Regions from separate parts of the Mus musculus genome. Here region 2 is linked to region 1. A link is a loop called in an ENCODE intact Hi-C map of the cell type or tissue named here. Cell type or tissue: heart. All regions are shown on one strand. Links, peaks and the distances in the headings refer to the core of each region. The heading gives the core; the rest is flanking DNA. Region 1 overlaps Fmnl3 (formin-like 3). Region 2 holds the start of Nckap5l (NCK-associated protein 5-like).

Region 1 (7,997 bases), core at 1,899-5,898:
GAACTCAGTCTATAGACTAGGCTGCCCTCGAATTCAGAGATCTCTCCTGCCTCCGCCTCCTAGATCCTGGGGTTAAAGGTGTGTACCACCACCGCCTCGCTTCCTCCCCATGATTTATCTTGAGAGAGAATCTCGAAGCTGGAGTTGGCCAGACCCGGACGAGAATGGGAGTGGATGATGTGCTCCTGGTCCCCTAGGATCCAGGGCAGGCAGGCTTCCTGTCCACTTGCTGGCTTGTTCTTCAAATGCTTCTCCGCTCTTTACTGAGCATGGTTAGAGTAGCCCGACTGCTTATTACTGTCTACAGGGGTCCTGGAGGGCAGTGCTTCTCCTATTTCAGTCTCTTGAGTTTTTTCTCCTAACTTTATAGCTTAGTTATAAAGCCACAACCTCTTTGTCTTGGAAGAATATGGTTATGTGGCTACTGAGCGCGGCTCAGTGGATATCTGCTTATCCCTTCCTAGTACTGGAGAGGGAGCCAGGAAGGATAGAGCGATCACAAAGGCTTCTCCGTGAACCTCCCATCTGAGCTGGTATCCACAGCCAATGAAATAAAAGCAGTAATGAAGACGTAAGGTCTGTGGAGAGAGCAGCAGTGCCCATCTAGCAGGGGACCAATGGGAGTTTCAAAGGGGCATCCTTTTCCTTCAGCCTTGAGGGCCCTATGCAGTGAGAACAGACTTGAGCAGAGAAAGATGACCTATTACCAGTGGAAGCAAGCTTTCTTTTCTGCTCTGCCACACTCCAGCTTTGCTGTTCCTGGATTTCTTCTATTTTGAGCACACTGAGATGACCCTTCTTGGGAATCTGTTGGGTAGGAATTCTGACTCCCAGGGGAACTGACTATAGAGCCTTCAGCCCATTCTTCCCTCAATGTTGCTGTCTGCCTGATAGGAGACATATGAGAACACAAGCAACCAGGTGCATACTCTTCGGAGGCTCATTAAGGAAAAGGAGGAGGCCTTCCAGCGCCGATGCCACCTGGAGCCAAGTGCCCGGGGCCTGGAATCCATGGGCGGCGAGGCCCTAGCCAGGGTAGGCCCTACAGAGTTGACTGAAGGCATCCCACCCTCTGACTTGGACCTGCTGGCTCCAGCCCCACCTACTGAGGAGACTCTTCCTCTGCCTCCTCCACCAGCTCCCCCTTTGCCTCCGCCCCCTCCTCCACTACCAGGTAACTGGGACTTCCAAGCCGGGAGGGGCAGGTTTTTTGTGAGGCCAGTACTGTAGTCAGAAATGTCTTTCTTAGGAAACAGCTGGGAAATAGCATCATTTGAGGGCCAGGAGGATATCAAGTCAGGATGAGAGAGAGGGCTAAGGGAGGACCAGTGTTTGTGGGAAATAGGAATGCTGGGAGCAGATTCTGCTTCAAGGATCTCTGAGGTGCTGCTCTCAATTATTCCTCTGAAGGCCGCCAAACTGAAGGTTAAACTGACAAGAGAAACTCCGTCAGGGACTAGTGCTGGCTCTCCCCTTCAGTATACTTCTAGGATCAACTTGACCAGAGCTTCCATAGCACTCTTCTCTGGGTCTCAAAGGAGAGGGAGGCAGGCAGAGTTTGGGTAGCCTAGAGTCTTAGGACTGTGGGTCACGATGGCATTTATTCTTCCCAGACAAGTGTCCCCCTGCCCCACCTCTCCCTGGTGCTGCTCCTTCTGTGGTGTTGACAGTGGGCCTGTCAGGTGAGTGTCCTCAGGGCTCTGGGCAGTGCTATTGGAGTTTTTCCTCAGCTCTTATCTCACATCTGTCCTCCTTCGAAAACCTAGCCATTCGCATCAAGAAACCTATCAAGACCAAGTTCCGGTTGCCAGTCTTCAACTGGACAGCACTAAAACCCAATCAGATCAATGGCACTGTCTTCAGTGAACTTGATGATGAGAAGATTTTGGAGGTGACAGGGGTTTGGGGTCCAGAAGGGTGGGGCTAGTGTGAGGCCTGGAGACTGGGATGACTTTAGAGCCAGATCTTCTGGTCTTGGAAAAGCTTTCAGGCAGAGCAAGACTGACCCCATTATCTAGTCACGACTGCAGGACACATGGTCAGTGGGTATTGTCACTGTTTGAGCTTTTAACATTGTGCCTTCTTATTTCTGCCAGGACTTAGACCTGGACAGGTTTGAAGAGTTATTTAAGACAAAAGCCCAGGGCCCTGCTCTTGATCTCATCTGCTCCAAGAATAAGACAGCACAAAAGGCTGCCAGCAAGGTGACCCTTTTGGAAGCCAATCGTGCCAAGAACCTGGCTATCACCCTTCGCAAGGCTGGGCGCTCAGCTGAGGAGATCTGCAGGGCCATCCACACGTGAGGCTCCCACCAACTTGTGCCTGGTCCCCAGATAGCTGTTGTCCCAGTTATCCCCACAGCACCTGGGTTTCCCTGGATTCCAGGGTTCCTGACAGGACTTGCTCACTTTTCTCAGTTACCCACTAACCAGAGCAGAGCATACTGACTCCAGGCTGGGTCTCAGGCTCAGTGAGAGAAGCTGCATGTTCTGCCCAGTAGGAAGAGTTTATCGGGCGGGAACAGCATCAGCAGCTGTGTCCTGTGTATTGCTCTCTAGTCCTTCTAAGGAGAAGGGAAGATGTGGACAGATGTCACACCTGAAGTGCTGTGTTGTTCATCCTACACAGGTTTGACTTACAGACACTACCTGTAGACTTCGTGGAATGCCTGATGCGCTTCCTGCCTACAGAGGCAGAGGTGAAACTGTTGCGGCAGTATGAGCGTGAACGACAGCCACTAGAGGAGCTGGCAGCTGAGGACCGCTTCATGTTGCTCTTCAGCAAGGTGGAACGGCTGACCCAGCGAATGGCTGGCATGGCCTTTCTTGGCAACTTCCAGGACAATCTGCAGATGCTCACACCGGTACAGCCTCTTCCCTAATTACTATGCACTGCTGTGACCAGTCATGTCCACTGTCCTTCCTTCTGGCCTATGCCTTGGCTTTATCCTCCTCCCAACCTGGGTATCATAGTGTTCATCTTGTCTTTCAGCAACTGAATGCCATCATTGCAGCCTCTGCCTCCGTCAAGTCCTCACAGAAACTGAAGCAGATGCTGGAGGTTGGGAAAGGGAGTGCCTGGTGCTGGTGGGTCTCAAGTCCTAGGGCAGGGGGGTCCTGGGGCTGTTGTGAGCTGCCTGCCTTGCATCTTACCAACAGATCATCCTTGCATTGGGGAACTACATGAACAGCAGCAAGCGAGGTGCTGTCTACGGCTTCAAGCTCCAGAGCCTGGACCTGGTAAGATGGCAGGGACAGCATGTGCAGGACATACAGACCCTAGTGCCCAAGCCAGGGCGCTCAGTGCTGCCACCACCTCTCCCTTTCAGCTGCTGGACACCAAGTCCACGGACCGAAAGATGACCCTGCTGCACTTCATTGCCTTGACGGTGAAGGAGAAATACCCGGAACTGGCTAACTTCTGGCAGGAGCTGCACTTTGTGGAGAAGGCTGCAGCAGGTGAGGGTGCCCTCTTCAAGACGATCCCAGGAAGCTGAACAGGAGGAACACCCGGTCCATTTCTGGCTTTTGCTATCTTCTTTCTCACTACTAAATCTATGAGCAGGGGCAACCCCAAAGAGAGTGAGCCTTCCATGTGCTCAAGTAGGATCAGGTTTCCCTTAGCCTGGCCCAGAGAGTGTAGTTCTCTAATCATGTCTGTGATGTGATTAGAAAACCTGTAAAGCCCCCTACAGACAGATACACAGTACTACTGTTTCTGTCCTGCCCGGGTGGTGGGGGGGGTGGGGGGACGGGGACAGGACGGGGGACGGGGACTAGCTGTCTCTGGTTTTCCTTCCTTTGCTACCTTGTTCTTTGGGCCCATGAACTCTCTCCATTCCCTCCTACTGCCCGAGAGAGCCCAGCCTGCTTGACACAGACTTCTCTACATGTACATCCCTGAAGTCTATGCCAAGGGGACATGGTGGGACAAATGTGCTGTAGGCCTGGGTAAGCCTCAGCCAGGCTCTTGGTAAACAGTGTCCCTGGAGAACGTGCTGCTAGACGTGAAAGAGCTGGGCCGGGGAATGGAGCTGATTCGGCGGGAATGCAGCATTCATGACAACAGCGTCCTTCGAAACTTCCTTAGTACCAATGAAGGCAAACTGGACAAGCTCCAGCGTGATGCCAAGACTGCCGAGGTGAGTGAGGAACTGGGGTGGGGGGGAAACAAACATCTAAAGCCAGCACAGTGGCCACTTGAGGTAGGCATCCAACTCTTGGCCAGCAGTGTGGGCAGGTGAGGGGGTAGTAACAAGGGACTTTAAAGATAGCAGATATCCATGTCTGAAGCTATGACTTAGGAGGGGCTTGGGTAACTGGCTTTCCTCTCCTGGCAGCAGGCTTTGCTTTCTGTGGGCCTCCTCCCCACTGGGATGACCCCTCTGTCTGCCCTTTACTTACTCAGGAGGCCTACAATGCAGTTGTGCGCTACTTTGGTGAGAGTCCCAAGACCACACCTCCTTCTGTGTTTTTCCCAGTATTTGTCCGATTCATTCGTTCTTACAAGGTAAGTTGAAGAAACGTTTCAGGAGTTATGCTGGTAGAAGATGATTAGTCAAGAGCGAGCCTGGGCTTCAAGTCTGAGACTTTTCCAGTTCCTAAGGTCTAGGGAAGGAACCATGGAAGCTGGCGACAGGCCTCTAAACTGTGGACTGGTGGGCAGGGTGGGGGCCCAGGCCCTTCCTTTCATTGTTCAGAGCAGGAAGTACCCCTCCAGAGAGTGGCCACCTGGGGTTAGCTGGTCCCACTGCCACCCACCCTTCATGCTTAGTGTCAGGCCCTCCCTTCCAGCCTGTGAAAACCTCAAGCTCCTTCCCCTCTCTTGGTCCTATCTAAGGAAGCAGAACAAGAGAATGAAGCTCGCAAGAAACAAGAGGAGGTAATGCGGGAGAAGCAGCTGGCTCAGGAAGCCAAGAAGCTGGATGCCAAGGTGGGTGGGACCAAGAGCTGGTCTGGAAGACAGGACAGAGAATTGAGGATTCAGGGAGCAGGGAGCAAGGAGCAAGGAAGGACATGGAGAACCAAGACACACACACACACACACACACACTCTCTGTGTCTGTCTCCCTCCCTCCCTTGGAGTGGCTGACAGCGTGAGTCTAGAGGGAGGGGTAGACACCGATGGACAGGACACAGGGTTACTCTCAGCAGGGTCATCTTCAGCCTACATCTTGGGACAGGAACCAGTTGCTTTTGGGTTAGTGATGACTTCCTTCCCCTTGTAATATCTGGCTTAGACTCCATCCCAGCGGAACAAATGGCAACAGCAGGAGCTAATTGCAGAGCTGAGGCGGCGCCAAGCTAAGGAACACCGGCCTGTTTACGAGGGGAAGGATGGTACCATTGAGGACATCATCACAGGTGGGACGTTTGTCCACTGGGCCCAATTCCCAGAGCCTGACCTAATTCCCTTTGGTCCTGCTTCCTAGTCTGTTTTCCCATAAGACCTGATCACTGTCTCTCCTGGGCCGTAGTGTTGAAGAGTGTCCCTTTCACGGCACGTACTGCCAAGCGGGGCTCACGTTTCTTCTGTGATGCAGCCCACCATGACGAGTCAAACTGTTAGCCTGACAGGTACTGGGCACTCTAGCTGCCCTCTCTGCATGCCTTGGAGTCATCTTCTGGTAGCATCCTCCCAGTGATGGAGACACAGACTTTGCATGCTGCATGCTCTGAGAAACACAGCTTATCCCTGCATGGGTCCTCCCACTAATACTGTCCTAGCTACTAAGATCCAAGGGTTAAGGTGTCTCTGGGCCAGGGTTAGGAGCTAGGCCAGAGCAGGCAAGACCTAATGCTTTGGATGACTGAGGCTCCAGTCATAGACCCAAAGTATCTTGCTTGGGTCCTGGTCTCCCCTAAGAGTTCTAGTAGCTCCTACTCAGGGATAGATGTCCCTAACCTCTGCTTCTTGACATCTAGTTTGGCTTAATATTTTCCTGGGTGGCCTTTAGTTTCCTATGCTACCCTCTGAGAATCGTTCCAGCAGTTTTTCTAGCTGGCTCTCAAGCCTTCCTCTAAGAGCTTCCCTGACCTTTTCATGGCTGACTTCTTCCTCAGGTGCTGTCTTGCTCGGTGTCCCTGCCTAGTCACTGTTCATGCGCTTGTTTTCCCCACAGGCTTTAACCACCAACGCATGGTCGTTCACAGTCAAGTCAGGAGTGCTGTACCACCCAGTGGCCCTCCTCGAGCTCCAGGTCCCCACTGAGATCCTCCTGGAGGCAGAAGTACCTTAATTCTCAGAGTCCTGCAGATCTGGACAGTGGGCCCAGGGCCCAGCAGAAGGCTGTGTTGTTCAAGCTCCTGCTGCTCCAGCTGAGGCTGGCTCGTCCCTGTGCCACTGTGGGCACTAGGTCTATAGGGGTCTGACATTTCCCTAGTGCCCCCCATAGTGCACTTTGCCCCAAGTCTTCAACTTCATTTCCTGAAGGGTCAGTTCAGGGCTGGGAAAAACCACTTCCGGCTTCAGCACACGAGGGTACACAGCCCCCCTCTTCCCAGGGTCTAGTGGGATCCTAGAGGAGGAAGTACATCCAAGAAGAAATACGGGTCCCCCCACCCCGCCTTTGCAATCCCACAGTCAGCTCTGGTTTAGAGAGTATCCACACTAATGGATCCCTGGACTCTGCCAATATTGGATAATCTTTGCCTGGGCCCACTCTGCTGAGCCCTAGTAAAAAGGGACAGAGGAGCAATGGCAGGCCCACTGGCTGCCTGCGTCTTCAGGGTTCTTTTGTTGCTGTTCTGCTCTCCTAGACCCATGTCCCACCCACCTTGGCACCCATCTTCTTGGCTTCCTGAGCCAGCTGCTGTCCTGCATTGCCTCCTGCTCCACTTCCTTAAAACCAAAGGATTGTGGAGGAAGACCTGTGGCTTTCAAAAGTGGAAAAAGAAGGGCTAACACTTAACATGCAGAGTGGGTGGCAGTGGGAGCAGCTGACCCCTGGCGGTCTCCCTCTGGATGGGCACTTCCTGCTCCAAACAATGCAAGGAAGGGCTTGGACCCCACCCTGCCTGCTGTCTTCCCACTGATTGAAGAGCAGAGGCACTGTCTGTCCCAGCTCCAAGACTGCTAGAGGAAGGATGTGCCGCAATCTCACCTTTCCTCAGCTAGGTGGACTCTGGCCCAGGAACAGGCAACAGAGGATCTTCACAGACTATTTGCTCAATTCCCTACTGGGCTCTGACCCTGGAAGGGAATGCAGGGGCACTTTGTTTTGTATATGTATCTTTTCCTTTCTTGTACATAAATCCCAGACCTCTCAACAAAGTCTTGCACCAAGCTGTCTTCTCTTTGTCAGAGTGGCCATGAGGATATGAGTTTGGGTGGGAAGTGTTTTCCTCCATTTCAGGAGTGATGAGCCTAGATGGCAGGGGAAGCCTGGCTGGGCTTTAAACACAGGGAGGAAGCTGTCAGAACTGGAGTGCCCTCTGCTGGTCCCCAGTGGATAGTACATGAAGAGGACAAAGGAGTTGTAGATCATGTTATAAATATTATTTAAAAAACAAAACAGAACACATACATCGGGTCCCAGGGGAGAGGAAGTAGTGGTGGAGCCCCAGGGCCAGGTCAGGCAAGAGCAGGCACTGATGCTAGAGGGTGAGGACCCTGCCCTCGGCCACCCAGGCTGTGTCCAAGCAGCCTGTCTCTTTCCTGGAGACCCCTTCTCACACTATCTACTGGCATCACCCACCCCGTGGTATAGACTGCCCATCTCTGGTCTGGGGCTGAGGGCAAGGACTGCACTAGTCTGAGAACTAGGGGACCCTTGAACACCAAAAGCAACCTTGAGAGGTGCTAACAGTAGTGTGTTGGGGGTGGGTTACTTTAGGAAAAGTGGACACAGACCAGACAAGACGAAGGAGTCTGAGGCAGATGCTGAGGCGACCCTGGAGCCACTGCCTCACGAAGTCCAAGGCAGAAAGTAGCTCGTGGGGTCATTGGTGGTCGTCCAGCTGCTGTAGGAGTGTCCGCCTTCGCCTCTCCAGCTCCCC
Region 2 (7,997 bases), core at 3,998-7,997, 140 kb before region 1:
TGTGACTTCAGTGTGTGTGTGTGAATGCAGATGTGTGTGCACCATACAGAAGGACAACTCTCGGGCGTCAGTCTCCTTCCACTGTGGTTCCTGGTATCAGACTCAGGTCATCCAGCCTTCGTGGCAGTAGCATTTCCTGCTAAGCCATCTTGCTGGCCTTCATTTTTCTAGGAAGGGTTTCTCACTGAGCCTGGGGCCCACTGGTCAGTTAGACTATCTGACGGCAAGCCCCAGGGGTCCTTCTGGGCCCGTCCCTGCCTCTGCCTCCCCAGCACAAGCTGCCTCACACAGCCAACTTTTTCTGTGGGTACCGGGCATCCAACCTCAGGTCCTCATGCTGACTGAGAGAAATCCCCACCCCTATGTGCACTGTGTGTTTGTGTGTGTGTGTGTGTGTGTGCATGTGTGTGTGTGTGTCATAGTGTGAGTTCAGATGGGGTGTACGCAAACACAGTATATATATGTGTACATGTGCACATGGGGCTGGGGGAGGTGGGAAGCGCTTATGGTGGCCAGAGATTGACATCAAGCGTCTTCCTCTATCGCTCCATCTTATCTTTGGAGACACAGTCTGCCATTGAATCTGGACCACACTGACTGACTAGGCTGGTCAGTGAGGTCCAGGGGCCCCTCCGTGCACACTGCTGGGTTACAGATGTGCTTTTTTTCTTTCCTTTCCTTTTCTTTTTACATGGGTGCTAGTGACCTTAACTGCAGCCCTCGTATGCATGGCAGTTTACTGACTGAACCATCTCCCCGGCCCGGCGTGCACGTACTTCTAAAAGATTAAATTTAAACAATTTTCTAAATTAAGCCATGCCTCCCCATAGCTGACTAAAACGGCTCTTGTGGATATCCAATTGCCTTGTACATCTACATCTGCCTAGTCTTTTCCCTAACCACACAGCCAAGATTCTCGAAAGATCTGAGCGCTTTCTGACTCCATTACTTACTGTGTACGTCTTTCTCAACCGTTCAGAATCTGGTTTTGCCAGTCTCCCGTGACGTGTGGCTAAAGTCAACAAGAACGATTGTCCTGACCCAGCTTCTGGCTCACTGGAAACTGGCTGGTCCTTGGACATCTGGCTCGGACTCTGGCGATGGCATTCCTCTGGAGCCCCCTGTCGAATGCTTGTACTCCACGGGGTTCTGTTCCAGCACCCCCTCTCCTCCTGCACGACTTCCTCCACCCTGGCTCAGTTACCCCCAGTTTTAATGACTCATAGATTCCATTAGTCCAAATCCTCTCTCGAACCTCAAAAGTATGTATCCAAAAGCCTACATTACTGTTTCCAATCTTTTTTTTTTTTAATTATTTTTTATGGGTATGAGTGTTTGAGCTGTGTACTACATGCCTGCCTGGTGCCTGCAGGGCCAGAAGAGGGAGTCGGATCCCCTGAAACTGGAGTCACAGGTAGTAGTGAGCGCCCGTCAAACCTGAATCCTCGAGAAAAGCATATATTCATTGTCCACAACGCTGGGTAACATAAAGCCAGTTCATCCTTCCACACCATCCCTTCCCCATCCCTGCCAGCCTCCTCTCCCCCAGCCTCTCTCCCGCTTTCATCACATGCATCTTAGCATCCTAACCTTTCCACGTCTTGGAACGCAGAGGAAATGGTGGGATTCTCTAGGCTGGATGATGCACTACAGTATATATAGACAGGATTGTCCTAAGGATTGAGGTTAACATGCAGTGTATCTGTAGCCTCTCCTGAGGAACAGCAGCAACTGGGAAGGGAGCACTAGGAAGGGAGCACTGGGAAGGGAGCACTAAGAAGGGAGCACTGGGAAGGGAGCACTAGGAAGGGGGAACTGCAAAGGAAGCACTCAATGTGGATAGGCAATTTCCAGTAGGGTACCTTCTGGCCATTTCTGTTTGTTTGTTTGTTTGTTTTCAAGATAGGGTTTCTCTGTGTAGCCCTGGGTGTCCTGGAACTCACTTTGTAGACCAGGCTGGCCTTGAACTCAGAAATCCGCCTGCCTCTGCCTCCCAAGTGCTGGGATTTAAAGGTGTGCGCCACCATGCCCAGCTGGGCTTTTTTTTTTTTTAAAAAAAAAAAAAAGATTCATTTACTTATTTTACATATGTGAGTACCTGTAGCTGTCTTCAGACACACCAGAAGAGGGCATCGGATCCCATTACAGATGGTTGAGAGCCACCATGTGGTTGCTGGGAACTGAACCTAGGACCTCTGGAAGAGCAGTCAGTGCTCCTAATCATGGAGCCATCTCTCCAGCCCCACTTCTGGGCATTTCAGTGCCAACCTGTTTGGAAGCAAGCAGGCCATCTAAACCTCTTCTTCCCCAGCATCTTTTATGTCAGTGAGCAGCCCTCCTGGCTGCAAAGTCTGCCATTTAAAGGTCTTGGCCTCCTCTCTGCGTCCCTCCCCTTCTAACCCCAAGGTCCATTGCTTCTACAGCTATGTATGCCATTTTCTTTGTTTGGTGTTTGGTTCTTGGTTTATGGCGACATGGTATCTCTATTATGTAGCTCTGGCTGACCTGAAACTCAGAATGTAGACCAGGCTGGTCTCGAACTCCCAGAGATCCTTCCCAAGAGGTGAGATAAAGGCATGCAGCACATACCCAGCCTGCCATATTTTCTGTGTCTCTAATACCCATCACTCCTCTCACAGTCCTGCCCCAGACCACTCACTTTCCCTCCTTTTCCCCAATTATTATAAATCTTTCTGCCTGGTGGCCCTGACTTCAGTCTGTCCAGACTGTGACAACAGCGATCTTTCCAAAATACAGCTCTGAAGCCAAGTGTACTGGCGCACACCTTTGATCCAAGCGCTGGGAGGCAGGCAGATCTCTCCGAGTTCAAGGACAGCCTCAACCCATAGGTCATGACCCCTTTGGGGGTTAAATGTCCCTTTCACAGGGGTCACATATCAAATATTCTGTATAGCAGATATTTACATTACAATCCATAACAGTAGCAAAATTACAGCTACAAAGTAGCAATGAAAATAATTTTATGTTCCTCACCGGAGCATGAGGAACTGTACTAAAGGGATCGCAGCATCAGGAAGGCTTTGAACCCCTGTCATAGGGAACTCCAGGCCAGCCAGGGCTACACAATGAGACCCAGTCTCAAAAACAAAACACAAAATATTAGCCTGATTATGCATCCTACCAGCTCTACCCCAACCCTCACCTAAAACCACACAAGAGTCTGCTTTGCTCTTAGGATACTTCTCACATTGGTACGTCTGCAAGTCATCCCTACTACTTAGCCTGGTACCATATGCTCAATGCCTGGCATAGAAAAAAACGTGCAGTAAAAATTTGGGGGACTAAGCCCAGGACCTCATACATACTAGGCAAGTACTCTCCCACTGAGCAATATCCCCATCTCTTTATTTACTTTTTATTTTGAGATAGGGTCTCATTTAATTACCTAAACTGACATTTGAACTCACTCTGTAACTCAGGCAGGCCTTGAATTTGTGATCTTCCTGAGTAGCAGGGTCCTTAAGCCTGGACCATTAGGTCCAACAAGAAGAAGGGGGAGGAGGAGGAGGAGGAGGAGGAGGAGGAGGAGGAGAAGGAGGAGAAGAAGAAGAAGAAGAAGAAGAAGAAGAAGAAGAAAAGGAGGAGGAGGAGGAGGAGGAGGAGGAGGAGAAAAGAAAAAAATAATTAAAAGATGTGAGCAGATCCATCATATCTTACCAGTGAGAGATTTCAAAGTACATTGGCAATGCTTATTCCTGTTGAGAAAATTAACTGAGCACTAGCCAGCACCTTTCTCCTTCTTAGTAGGAGTAGTAATATCTAGACTGTGTCCTGAAGTTGACCCAACCTAAAAAAAATAGGCAGGTTAGGGTATTCTGAGAAGCTAGTTGACAACCCAACTATCTCTTAATTCCAGGAGTTCTAAACTTGGCCATCTTCTCAGCCAGCACGGCAGCAAAGTGATTCAACGCCAACCTCTGAAGAGGGAAGACACCCAGCGCTAAATGGTCAACCACACAGCATTAAAGCAGAGAATGTGGGAAGGCAGCTGAGTACCCTGATGCCATTGCAGAGGACCAGGGTTAAGTCTCAGCACTCACAAGGTGGCTCACAATCACCCATTATTCAGTTCCGGGAGATCTGAATTCAAATGCCACTGTGAGTAGTGAGGGCGTGGCTTTCTAGGGTCATCATCACTATATACGCAGTTATGCCACACCATCACACGGGTGTGTAAACAGCAGTCTACAGCCCCAGCCCCCAAGAAGTCTTAGCTCATCTTATTACAAACAAGGGAAGGATGTCATTAGTGATGCAGACTAAGAATGGAGAATAATCAATCTTGGGGCTTCAGACTTTTAATAAATTGATTAGTAAAACCGAGTCAAAACGTAGCAAGCCTCACCCAAGAAAATAACCGTGGAGCGCTGCTACAGCTTCACAGCTGAAGCCTGAAGCCTATCAAAATAGCAAGTGCTCCAGGGCCAGCCAGGAGGGCAAGGCCATGGACAAATGCTCTGTCTGTGCCTACTAAATAAGGGTGAGCACATGAAAGAGACAAAACAAAACATAAAACAAACACTCTAAGCCGGGCAATGGCGCGCACCTTCAATCCCAGCACTCAGGAGAGAGGCAAAGGCAGGTAGATCTCTGAGTTCGAGGCCAGCATGGTCTAGAGAGAATTCCAGTACACTCAGTCTCGATCAACCAACCAACCAAACAAACAAACAAAACAAAACAAAACAAAAACCCAACCAATCTAGATGTCATTTGCTTCCAAAAATTCAGTCACCTGCAAAACATTTAAAATAGTTAGAAATACCTGACGGACTTAAGATTTCCATCCCAAGACGCAAGAACCGCAGATACATCATTTGTGTTGGGCTTCAAAACCCTTTGAGGGGAGATTGTGTCTAATTATTGTTATCCCCCCGGGGTCAGCACATTAATCCCTATTCCGTAAATACGGGATGACTGGCCAAGGATTAATCAGTCCTGTAGTGTCCAAAGGCACCCTCAAAGAACATCAAGAAACAAGATGAAGAGGGAGTGGAAGGCTGTGGATTTGGCTCGGCACCAGAGTGCATGCTTGGTGTGTGCATGCATGCTCTAGGCCTGGTGGCACACCTGCGGTCCTGACACCCAGTACATGACACCTGTGTCCTGACACTGGGGGGCAGAGCGTTGGAAGTCTGCCTGAATTGCACAGCGAGACCGGAGGTGGTGGTGGTGGTGGTGGTTGTTGTTGTTGTTGTTGTTGTTGTTGTTGTTGTTGTTGTTCTTCTTCTTCTTCTTCTTCTTCTGTTGTTGTTGTTTAATCCAAAATGACTCCCTTATATAAATGCTCATTCTGTTTTCCAGATAAAACCTCTTGCATTGCCCCCCCCCCCCTACAAAAGAGGATTTGCTTGCTATCCCACTCTGGTAATTAGCTTCTTGCCAATCACTTGTCTTTATTCCTGCCTGGGTCCTACTCAAGTTCTCCATCTTTAGACTCCCACTCTAAAATGCCTTCTTCAGAGAGGACCCCTTAAATGCATCCCAGCCAACCTGACCACCCTACATTCTTGTAGGGCACCCGTTCTTTTACTGGACTAATTTTGCTTTAAGTCTCATTTGTACACCTAAGAGAGAAGCAATATTAATAAAATATACAAAGTGTCCAAAGATACCTCTGAATTCCCCTGTGTGCGCATCCAGGCCAGTTAATACAGTGCATATAGCTGAGGATTATAAGGTATCCACCGAAGGGCAAGGAAGTGTTTAAGGACCAAAATGGAGACAGAAGCTATAGGATCATGACAAGTTCAAGGTCAGCCAGGCCTATATCATGAGTTCCTGGCTAGCCAGAGTTAGAGATCCTGTCTCAACCAATCAGTAACAACAAACAGACCAAGGACAACCGTACTGAGCTCTTAAGTTGCAAAGGCCTGCAAGAGTTAGCTTGTTTCCTCCCGGTTAGTGAAGTGACTGGACTGTACTTTCTTCTTCCCTGACAGAAAGTAGCTAAAAACCAACCACAGTCTCTTTTTTCTGCACTACAGATCTACCTGCCTCTGCCTCACAAGTGCGAGGATTTCTCATGAGCAACCACGCCTGGGTCTGCCTTGCTTCTTAAACCAGCACTGCTTTCTACACATGTGCCTGTTCCTCGCTTCCAGTTTCCAGATTTCTGGGAGGTCCCCGACCTAGAGATGGAAAAGAGAGGCGGGTGCATTTCAGGCCAAGGAGACACTCAAGCCTCTTCCTGTAGATTTGCACCTAACACGTATGCAGCAAATTACAAACACGCTCTCAACCACATACACGTGCACGCCCAGACCCACGGAAGCAGACGCGCATGCCCGTGGGCCCGCGCAAACCTACTTAGTTTTCTCTGTTCTAAATGCCCCGGCTCCAGTCCCACTCGGCCGGGCCTGGCATCCCGATCCCCAGCACCAGGAGCACCGGGAGCACCGCGAAGGCTTTGCAGGTCAGCTCCGGCCTGAGGAAGAGTGTTTCTCCGCAGGGGGGAGGGGAGGGGAGGCCCTGCCCACTCGGGCGGAAGCGGCGCGCGCCGGCCGGGCAGACTTAGCTCTCGTCCTGGGAACATCTGGATAGAGCTGGGAGGGGCAGGCACCCAGGCTGAGCGTGGATTGGCTGAGCGGGAGGAGGGAGGCGGGGTCTGGGCGAGGGGCGGGGCTCATTGGCCCCTTTAAAGCCTTGACATCAAGAGGTGGCTCCGGTACCCCCCTTTTCCTGCACCCCCCTCGCCCTCCCGCCCCCGAGATGCGGCCATGGACCCTGTGGACCAAGCCAGTCGAGCTCAGCACCTGATTTCGGTAAGTTCAGGCCTGTTTGGCATTTAACGGGCTGAGAGGTGGGGGGCCGCACGCCCCGGGTGGGGGCCGCGGAGTGTGGAGTGAAAGGCTCTCGTGGCAGCTTTGGCTGGAAGGGGCAGCGAGCGAGGCTTCCGGCCCACACCTCGACGCCTGCCGGTCCCTCGCGCTGCACTCTCCCAGGAGGGGTCCTGTTGTGACTTTGTCCACCCCCCCACCCCACCCCCTCCCGCCCCCTGCGCCATCCTCGCGCACACTCGGTGGCCCCGGAAGGGAAACTTTCGGGAGTGGGGGGATGTTCCGGTGGCGGGTGTCCCTCCCTCTTTGAAAGCACTGACCTTGCCCCCACTGCGCATCCCACCCTCCCCGTATCCCACGGTCCCGGTAGCGTTTAGCGGTGCTGGGTTGCGGAGGGAGGGGGCTCTCCCCAAAGCGCAGGCGCAGACTGCAGCCCGGGGCACCCCTTCGCACTCCTTCCAGTCCCTGTGGCCCGGGGCTGTAGGGCGTGGGGGAGGCGGGGAAAGGCGGAGTGACCGGGTCTTGGGAACCACCCTGCTGAGGCTCTGAGGGGCTGTGGGAAGAAGGGAACCCGACAACCTGCATGCTGAATAGAGGCTGAGCGAAGGAGATGGGTTGGGCTGGAGTAAGGGACAGGGCAGCCCCGACTGAAAAGGTTTCTGGGTTTGGGCTGGGGTGCTGAAAAGAATGCAGAGAATTTATTTGTGCCTGACATTCCCTTGGTTTAGCAGGCCCAGGAGAGCGGCAGTTGGGACCCCAACTCCCTCTTTTTATATCCTGGGCGGAAGGCCCCTCTTGTCTCTCTAGCCTTGGCGCTGTCCCAAGGGCACAGAAGGCCTTCATCTCCTAAGCCTGGTTTTCCAGAGGGCTCACATGAACCCACCCAGCCTGCCCAACAGCTGCTTTTTAAAGACCGCCTTCCTCAGGAGCTGGAGGTTTTAGGCTTGAAGGCTTCCTTAGGTTTGGAGGCAATCTTTGATTTCCCTCTCCGCCAACTCTCCCGTTCTCCAGTGGGCCCTCCTGCTTAAACACAATTGTCAGCCAGAGGAAGTGGTTGGAGACAGAGGCCGGCAATCAGGACTGGTTTGAGGAACCATGGGGAAGGAGTCTCTCACTATTGTGTGCTCAGGCCTCTGAGGGGAAGTGAGCATTGTACAATTGCTTTGTTGTAGACCCTCTTCAATCTTACAGGACCCCCCC

Evidence for each region. Hi-C counts contacts between places; a loop is a spot of excess contacts. Peaks named below come from ENCODE experiments on the same cell type or tissue, not always from the same donor. Only the 100,000 strongest peaks of a DNase experiment are listed, where the experiment ranks them.
Region 2: a loop joins it to region 1, with 1.8 times the contacts of the local background. A loop is called at or near these places in 5 of 42 quality-filtered maps.

What each region holds. Positions count from the first base shown.
Region 1 is chr15:99,316,497-99,324,493 of GRCm38, reverse strand. It overlaps Fmnl3 (formin-like 3), which reads left to right. Exons shown (of 27, transcript NM_011711.2): 14 at 895-1,174; 15 at 1,614-1,682; 16 at 1,767-1,891; 17 at 2,097-2,299; 18 at 2,629-2,863; 19 at 2,992-3,060; 20 at 3,159-3,239; 21 at 3,329-3,458; 22 at 3,981-4,141; 23 at 4,408-4,509; 24 at 4,840-4,932; 25 at 5,240-5,363; 26 at 5,477-5,576; 27 at 6,122-7,282. The coding sequence ends at 5,568. Prpf40b (pre-mRNA processing factor 40B) reads right to left here. Exons shown (of 26, transcript NM_001370635.1): 26 at 7,476-7,997. The coding sequence ends at 7,941. Among named protein-coding and RNA genes, the nearest start is that of Prpf40b, 25 kb to the right of the region's middle. In heart, for the core only: CTCF peaks have their summits at 3,683 and 5,250; DNase peaks (open chromatin) are centred at 4,123, 4,823 and 5,243; H3K27ac peaks cover 1,202 bases.
Region 2 is chr15:99,456,417-99,464,413 of GRCm38, reverse strand. Nckap5l (NCK-associated protein 5-like) reads left to right here and starts at 6,666. Exons shown (of 13, transcript NM_001001884.1): 1 at 6,666-6,782. In heart, for the core only: a CTCF peak has its summit at 6,394; DNase peaks (open chromatin) are centred at 6,593, 7,163 and 7,803; H3K4me3 peaks cover 2,401 bases; H3K27ac peaks cover 2,198 bases.